Regions from separate parts of the Homo sapiens genome. Here regions 2 and 3 are each linked to region 1. The links are chromatin contacts, found by Hi-C or POLR2A ChIA-PET in ENCODE. All regions are on one chromosome and are shown on one strand. The core of a region is the stretch at or near the end of the contact, and the rest is flanking DNA. Distances in the headings are between cores, read along the strand shown.

Region 1 (2,927 bases), core at 28-2,527:
TTTATCTACCTTTGGTTTTTCATGTTAGTGACCTTCAGATGGGGTTTCCGTGTGGACGTCCTTTTTCTTTATGTTTATGCTATTCCTTTCTATTTGTTAATTTTCCTTCTAACAGGCCCCTCTGATACAGGTCTGCTGGAGTTTGCTGGAGGTCCACTCCAGACCCTGTTTGCCTGGGTATCACTAGCAGAGGCTGCCAAACAGCAAAGATTGCTGCCTGTTCCTTCCTCTGGAAGCTTCGTCCCCCAGAGGGGCACCCACAAGATGCCAGCTGGAGCTCTCCTGTATGAGATGTCTGTCGACCCCTGCTGGGAGATGTCTCCCAGTCAGGAGGCATGGGGGTCAGGGACCCACTTGAGGAGGCAGTCTGTCCCTTAGCAGAGCTCAAGGGCTGTGCTGAGAGATCCTCTGCTTTCTTTAGAGCCAATGGGCAGGAATGTTTAAGTCTGCTGAAGCTGTGCCCACAGCCGCCCCTTTCCCCAGGTGTTCTGTCCCAGGGAGATGGGAGTTTTATCTATAAGCCCCTGACTGGGGCTGCTGCCTTTCTTTCAGAGATGCCCTGCCCAGAGAGGAGGAATCTAGAGAGGCAGTGTGGCTACAGAGGCTTTGTGGAGCTGCGGTGGGCTCCGCCCAGTTCGAACTTCCTGGCAGCTTTGTTTACACTCAGTTGGAAATGCAGAAATCACAGGCCTTCTGTGTTGATTTCACTGGGAACTGCAGACCAGAGCTGTTCCTATTCAGCCATACAGAGTCTCCCTCTTGGCAGCTCTTCAGAATAGAAGCCATGTCTCAGGCAGCAATGTGGCCAGATAGAAAGTTGGTGTTTCCTGTGCAAAAGAGTTAATCTTTGCAAGTGTGGTTCTGAGAAGTTGGTGGGAGACCCTATCTCTGCCAGTCATGGCAAAATACAGTCTGGGCAGGTTTCCAAGTTCAGCTGACATTCCTAAGCCAATGAGAAGTGTCCAAGATGGTTTCCAGCTTTCTCTCCAAGGGTAAGAGTTGAATGTGTTGACTGACCTTTACCAGCACGAACACATTTGCCATTTGACTCTGAGGAATAAATGGGTGACCTGACTGTGGGCACAGAGCTGAAGGCTGATTCTCCAGAAAACTCACCATCAGTTTGCTCAGCAACGCTGCTGACTCGGAACACATTTTGTTTTTTCTTTTTGAAACTGCACCATGCATTCTTGAAAGCATGACTCAACCTTACCAGCAGTCTCAGTGAGCTTGAAATGGCCTCAACTAGAGGATTTATAGCCTTTGCAAACACAGGGCACATTTCTTTGTTTCCTTTCAGAAACTGAGAAGTGATTCATTTTCAGTAAACAAAGAGAGGATTACCAACACATTTACTAGTCTGAAATTCAGCTTCCATTGAATGCAATTCCTTTAGTTCCTAGTAAAGGCATTGTGCATTTCAAACAGCTATCTTTCTTCTTTAATCCACTTTCTTTCTTCCTAGTGTGGAAAAGATATATAATTTAGCCCTCACTCAAATACAAATAAGATGAGTTTCAAAGGCCATTCAGGCCCTAATGTGTGTCCTTTGCAAGAACAAGAAACTGTGATTCTGAAGAATTTAAATACAGATACTGTTGGCAGCCAGAGATGTTTTCTGCTGTTGGAATGCAAAAGAAAATATTACTTTATAGCTGCACTGTGCCACTCCTGACATTGATGGGTCTTGTATTCACCAGAGGAGGGAAAATTAAAATATCTTACCTGTCTACACAGTATCCTTGGTGGTTACACAACAATAAAATATTCAGCAGTCTGATACCTTTACTGTTAAAACTGAAATACCAAATTGAAACTGGTTGAGAATGTGTGCAGTCTATTGTGTTCCTACTTTCTTTAGATTAGCTTTCTATCACAATAACTGCATTCAGTAGGGCTCATATTGTCTCAATTATAAAGTCAACTCCAGACATTAGCACTAGATTGCTTCAGCGAATCTCAAATATTTTTAACTGTTGACAAAAGTTTCAGTTTCATTATGCCAAGTTCCAGAGTAAAACTATGGTAATGTAATCACTTCTCAGACTTTCATTATTTGCATGTTCCCAGAAAATCATTATAACTTTCTAGAATTATCCTGAATGGTTCAAAGTAAGCAGTTTTCAAGTCAGTAGGAATTGCAGAGGCAGCTGATAGTCACTTATCCATTTGTTTATTAGAAATATGTCACAGCCAATTTTTGACATGAATCTTCTCATTTTCAGAAGAATGTTAGAAATAGCTCAGCTAATGTACCATAAAAGTTCAAATTTTGATAATGAAACTAAAAGCCATATTAACAAATGAACCCACTGCTTTATGCACCAGAAAGTGAGAATTTTATGTTCCCATTTTTTCCCTTGTATGGTATCCACAAATTTTCTTGACAGAAACTCAGCATCAATTCAGAAAAATTCTTTTTGACTGAATATTTTTAGTCATATGTTCCCTATTTAAGGTGTAGGACAGGAAAAAGGATTTTCTCTTTACTTTCATAGTTTTTAGTTGAATGGGCCCTTATAACAAAAGACAGATTGATAAGAAAAGAACACACAATTTTATTAACATGTAACCTCATGTATACATGGGAGCTATCTAGAGAAATCACTAAATCTCAAAGAGATGGTTTAGACTTGGGTTTACAGACAATCTACCACTGAAAGAAAGAAAGAATGGTATGGGAAAAGCATAGTAAATAAGAGAAAAGTTTGTTATGCAGATTTAAGTGGGTGCCTTCTCCATTGATAAGAGTCTTAAATGATTTATAATCATACATCTCTTCTTGGCTAGGGGTTGGGGGGCAGGGAGAGAGAGAGAGAGAGAGAGAGAGAGACAGACAGACAGAGAGATAGCTTTACAAATTGAGATTTTTTGTATAGATGTTAATTTCCCTCGCAAAAAGGGTAGCTTTAACTCTGTTTTCAGAG
Region 2 (2,882 bases), core at 213-2,712, 3.8 Mb before region 1:
AAACATAGTATATAGCCTACCAAAAAAGAAAAAAGAGACTAAGACTTAGATCAAGGTTAAATTAAGGTCCTAAGTCTGCCACCTATTAGCTTAACTGAAAATGATCCCAATATCACAGCCTTTTGTCAGGAGTAAAGAGCAGAGATAAGAGGATAACTAAAATTTGATATCTCATAAATATGAAATTCTTAAGATATTAAAACGAATCAAGATAAAATCCTTATAATAAAATTACTGTCCATTTTACAGCATGAAGATAATGAGGTGCAATGATTTAAATTAACTCTCCTCAAAGCCATACTGCAAGTTGAGTGGTGAAACTGTGACATAACTCAGGTCTAAATCTTACTGTTCCTTTCACTATGCCATACTGAAACACTCTATGAATTATATACTACTGTTATGGTAACAGTGGAAAGTGAAAATATGTTTTATTATAATGAAGAGGCACATTATGCTTCCCAAAAAATAAGGAATTTTAAATTATGTTACATATTCACATATTTAAGTTATTGTAGATGCCACTTGATATGGTCGACAAGTGTGAAAATGTCCACATACATCCTTCAGTATTTTAAATGTATAACCTTTGGTATTTTACAAGTTTGAATATTAGCAGTTAGTTAAGCCTCAAGTGGACTTATCTACTTTTTGCAGGCCTACATTATCTTTCAAACAGAAGGGAAGGGCTGCACGTCTAACAGAAACGCTGCCGGCTTCTATCAAGCCACCACTAAAGCACAAGACCACGTGGTCTCTCATAAGCCCAAGGTTCCCTACTCCTCTCCCTCCTTTGACAAGGAACTGGAAACTAGGGTTTCTTTCTCTTATGTGGAGCCCTGACATGCCACCTGTGTAGTACAGACCGCAAACATCCTGCAGCCTGCCTCCCGGAAGACCAAGAATCAGAATAAAAGGGAACTTGGACGCCGACAATTCTAGGAAAGGAAATGAACAGAGAAGTAAAGCCGGTGAGATCGTGATAAGCCGCGGCACCGGGACCTGTCAAAACGGCGTATATAAGACTCAAACCAAACCACTATAACCTATCATTCGGGAAGGCCTGAGGTGGGAGCGGCACTACGGAAGGAAGGAGGACGAAGAGAACCGCACGAGTCAGAACCGCCGCCGCCGCCGCTCCCCGGATACCTTTCAGCATGCCCTGGCAAGCCAAGAACCCTGACCCTCATCTAGAGTCCAACCTTTGCCCCAACATTTCAGAAGCGGCCAAAATCCCGCTGCCCCGGCGGCCGCCGCCGGACCTGCCCGCACCTGTCACTAGCGAAAGAACCAGCTCGCGGCTCCCGCCCACTTCTCCACTATCCTCGGGCAACCGCGGGCATCTCAACCCCTTTCTCTTACCAGGTGTCCCCTTTCCGGAGCGAGGTTTTGAGCAGCGTCGCGATGTCAGACCGCTGGGTGTCCAGATCCGCCGCTCCGCCTTCCGCCATCTTCTTCCACTAGCGGTAGGGGAGGTGGCAGCGACGGCGGCGGCACGCCCCAGAGCATTATGGGAATGGCGTCCCACGGCCCCTCCCAGTCGGCCGGTCGAAACCAAAAGACACCGGGAGCGGGGGTGCTCCTCGGGACAAGAGGAGGCCCCGGGGGCGCACTGGGTGCGCGGCCATGGTCTGCTGCCCCCCATCGGTCCCCGCCCGTCCAGCATCTTGCCTTGGCCTCCTCTGGCCCGGGACTGCCGGGTTTTAGCTTTCCTCGCCGCCGAGGGCTCTGGCTCTCTCTCGCTAGAGGGATGCCACCGCCCTGTCCTCCCGTCCTCAGCGTTGCCTTCCCCTCCCTCTTTCCCACTGACGCCTTGAAAACCCTTATTTGCGCATTCACTCACGCTTGAGGGTGAGGTAGGGTGGGGCGGTGGTGTGGGGGCGTGGGGACGGCTAAGATATGGCAGAAAATGTAGCAGCTCAGTGACTGGGCTTTTCGTTACGAGTGGGAGAACCCAAGCTCGGTGAATATGGGCACACACAAAAAACACTCCGAAACCGAACGCTTGGTCTCCATGCCCTTCCTGGGTTCCTTCCAGCGCTCTTACTCCCGTTGTAGGTGGGGACCCTTTATAGGCTCTTTGTGACGCCTCCCCAGGCACACCCAGACGACTAAGCTGCAGTGAAAAACATGTCCCAGTTCATCGGTGAACAGGGAGTAGAATATGGACAGTATTGAATAATGCCAGATACTAAAGGAAGAAAACGTGCGAGAAACCCTCTTGTTTATACAGGATAGTAACATTTTCTTAGCCCCATCTTCGTATGGTGCCGTACACCTGAAATGAAACTAGATATGTCTTTAATTTGAAGTCAACGATTATGTTACAAAATAGAAAATCGAGTCGCTTAAAAATCAAATGCCAAGGTCACACAGCAGGTGGAGAGGTGAGTGGAGAGGCTGGTTCAAGAGCCCACATGCTATACAGTATAGCACACTCACTGCCTCTCCTTCTGAAAGCCTGAACTAAAATGTAAACTCTTTAAGAGCTGGAACTGGGTTCATCTTTTGTTTTAGCCTTTGTACACCTGGTGGTTAGCACAGTACTGATGGACATGTAAAAATTACCTAAATATTTGTTTAGTAAATGAATTGTGGCAAAATTACTTAAGTATTCCCGAGCATGATGTCCAGGGGTGTGATTTTAACATACCATATTGATGTGAAAAGTCTAAAAGATGGGCCGGAATCCCCACATCATTTCTCGTTTGCCCATTTTAAACCCTAACTCATTTGGTGAGAATGCGATAAAGGTAGGTGTAGTTATGCTAGTAGGAAGTGCTGAATCCAAGTGAAAGTAGTGTATATTGGCATTATGATTTGTGTATATCAGTATTATGATTATGATTGCTTATTTCTGCGTAATAATACTATTTTGCATT
Region 3 (2,828 bases), core at 231-2,730, 4.1 Mb before region 1:
ACTATATTTATTGATTTTAAAATGTGGAAAGTATTTTGTTTAATTATTTCTAACATATAAATAAATACAACTGTTCCTGTGCTTTCCAAGTATAACAGAAAGTGATATTTTTAGTAGTATAGAAAGAAATGTTCTTGAATGTTAATATTCAAAAGTACCGTTTTATTCATTTAATCAATGAACAAATAAAAATTTAAATTTTCAAGATAAGGAGAATCATTACCTTTAGAAAGAAATGATTAGCTCCTTACTTTCCATCCCAATGAAAGCAAAGGAAACTGAGACAAACATTCTTTAATTTAAATCTTATATTACCCCAATCATAAATTGTAATTACAAGTATTATCATGACATTTTATATAACCTATAAAACTGTATTATATTATTTTATAAAAATATTTTTAAAATGTTCAGTATATAAGAGAAATGAACACAACTTAAAATCATATGACATATTTAGACATATCACAAGCCAAATCATGTCCTTTTTACTCCTTCGACAAATAACGATAAGTGGTAAAAACCCAACAGAGTATGGTTACCATACAATCTGAGTGTTAGTTCTACTAGTAAAACACTAAGATCATAATGGATGTACATCTTATATAACTAATGTATCATATCTAAAACAGAAAGGTAGAATATCACACCTTATTATTTCCATAGGCCATATCCATTGCTTCTAGAGACAAGGAGCAAAGTGCATTTATTAAATGATGCAGTGATACATCATCAAGATACCTAAAAAGGAAATGAAGAAATAAGACATCTTGATCTAAAATATATAACAAATAACAATGTTTTTATCAATTAAAAAAACTGACTCTTACTGTGAGCTTTCAAACAATCTTGAAAGTATATTGGAAATCACTGGTAAATCTGTCATCACTGCTGTTGTTAGAACCTGAGAAGAATAAAATTAAATGTAATATATGACACTTTGGGATGCACTAATTGGGTAAGAAAGACTAGAGCTTACTGTACTGGGTCCTTCTACAGCTCTCCCAGGTTTCAAGGCACCGCCACTACTAGGCTTTAATCCCAGAATCCACACAAGATGCTGTAAAATTAAAAAAAAATCAAAACAAATAACTTTACAAAAGTATAAAAGGTCCAATAACTAAAATTAAAATCAGTAGTAACTTCTAGCAACCAAAATTAAAATCAGTAGTAGGTTTTTAAAACCTAAAACTAAAATCACTAATTAACATTCATATAAAATAATTAATGATATCGAACATATGCAGCAGAGCTTAGGCCATTATGAGAAGCATTCCACCACTTCCTACAATATGAGTCACATCTTTTTCCCTTTCTAACTTCTCTTTTTTCATACTTACTATCTATTTTTTAGGCCTGTCCAAAACATCAAAATACATTGCTTAGTCTAACTGTTAGCAATTATATATAAAAACAACACTAATCTCTGACCTAGACACTTTTACATACCTGAAGAGTTGCCAAGACAAGTTGCCATGATGTTCCAAGAACAGCCCCATGGCAATGCGCCAAGTTAAGTAAAGTCCTCATACACTGGATATTTTTGGAAGTCAGCTATATTTTAAAAAGGATACATTTTCAATAATTGTTATGTATTCTTAAAAATTAAAAGCTTATAAAGTAGCATTAATGTGTTAAAAGATTTTTTTAAAGAAAAAATTAAGAAAAAGATTTGGAAGGTTTTATAAGGAACAATTCATTTGATTAAAAGTTGTATTATCATATTGGTTACAGTAATGTCAACTGCATAAACTAGTTTCTTCTAGTTTAAGAAAGTAGTTCTAGTAAAAGAAAGTAAATAAATGTATGACACATTTTGGCAAACACAAAGATAGGTACAACAAGTTTCCTTGATAGCTAATTGATAACCAAGAAAAATACAAGTACATTACCATTACTGTCCCTTGAGGCTGGACTGCTAAAGGTTGACCCACTGCCACAACTTGTTGGTGAGATTCACTTGATGGACTTATCATCATAACACTTTGGCCCTGAACGGAATATGCTAGAACACAAAGGAAAGCCTAAATAATTAAAATATATTTTTATATTGCATTTAAAGTAATGTTATATTTAAAGTTTGATTAAACCAAGTTTAGCCATACACTTATTTAAATATCAGTAATACCTAATATCTGTATCAAAACATTTAAAAAACTCATGAGGGGCTGGGCACAGTGGCTCACACCTGTAATCCCAGCCATTTTGGGAGGCTGAGGCAGGCAGATCATTTGAGGTCAGGAGTTCAAGGCCAGCCTGGCCAACATGGTGAAGTCCTGACTCTTCTAAAAATACAAAAATTAGCCAGGTATGTCGATGCACTTCTGTAGTCTCAGCTACTCAGGAGGCTGAGGCAGGAGAATTGCTTGAATTCAGGAGGCGGTGGTTGCAGTGAGCCAAGATCTGGGTCACTGCACTCTAGGCTGAGCGACAGAGTGACTCTGTCTCAAAAAAAAAAAAACAAAAAAACACAAAAACTTCATGAGGTACAAAAACCAAGACAAGTTAAGCAAATATTAAGTAATTTTCTATACAACATAAAATTATATAACTTTGGTAGATTTCTTCATAAGCAATACAGAACTCGAACACATTCTAAGTATTTTAAACATGTATCCCTGGTATGTTTTTTAATTTAGAGAGCAATACATTTTCAGTTTGAAAACTGAGTATTAGCATGTAATAACAACTACTTGGGAGGCTGAGGCCGGACTGCTTTAGCCCAGTTCAAGATCAGCCTGGGCAATATAGCGAGATCCTGTCTCATTAAAAAAGTATAAACAAAAAAACCCTAAATATTACACTGAAATTTATATTACATGTAACAA

The links. A loop is a pair of places that touch in the nucleus more often than their neighbours do. ChIA-PET counts read pairs that join two places held with the same protein, here RNA polymerase II (POLR2A). Pooled maps may share reads with other maps.
Region 2: a loop to region 1 is called in a pooled map, with 13 times the contacts of the local background. The contact joins the promoter of USP15 here to the enhancer-like site in region 1. A Hi-C loop is called at or near these places in 2 of 37 single-sample maps with no recorded cell type and 7 of 50 pooled maps.
Region 3: a loop to region 1 is called in a map of lower leg skin, with 16 times the contacts of the local background. The contact joins two enhancer-like sites. A Hi-C loop is called at or near these places in 1 of 168 maps with a recorded cell type or tissue (lower leg skin). POLR2A ChIA-PET finds 5 or more read pairs at or near these places in 1 of 52 experiments (activated CD4-positive, alpha-beta T cell).

Annotation. Positions count from the first base shown.
Region 1 is chr12:58,423,966-58,426,892 of GRCh38, reverse strand. No RefSeq gene overlaps it. Among named protein-coding and RNA genes, the nearest start is that of LINC02403, 340 kb to the right of the region's middle. RefSeq lists enhancers at 480-599, 780-859, 864-1,811. Within about 2 kb of position 1,277, at least 15 of the 41 ENCODE cell types and tissues checked have a DNase peak (open chromatin) inside an H3K27ac peak, as active enhancers do.
Region 2 is chr12:62,258,984-62,261,865 of GRCh38, reverse strand. USP15 (ubiquitin specific peptidase 15) reads right to left here and starts at 1,462. Exons shown (of 22, transcript NM_001252078.2): 1 at 1,363-1,462. The coding sequence starts at 1,451. MIR6125 (microRNA 6125) reads right to left here and starts at 1,507; the gene lies at 1,412-1,507. It also overlaps a transcript of TAFA2 not described here. RefSeq lists enhancers at 1-233, 957-1,006, 1,227-1,586, 2,137-2,206 and silencers at 1,627-1,736, 1,817-1,876.
Region 3 is chr12:62,536,328-62,539,155 of GRCh38, reverse strand. MON2 (MON2 regulator of endosome-to-Golgi trafficking) reads right to left here. Exons shown (of 35, transcript NM_015026.3): 15 at 1,893-2,005; 16 at 1,450-1,554; 17 at 980-1,060; 18 at 831-904; 19 at 651-741. Among named protein-coding and RNA genes, the nearest start is that of MON2-AS1, 53 kb to the right of the region's middle. Within about 2 kb of position 1,480, at least 5 of the 41 ENCODE cell types and tissues checked have a DNase peak (open chromatin) inside an H3K27ac peak, as active enhancers do.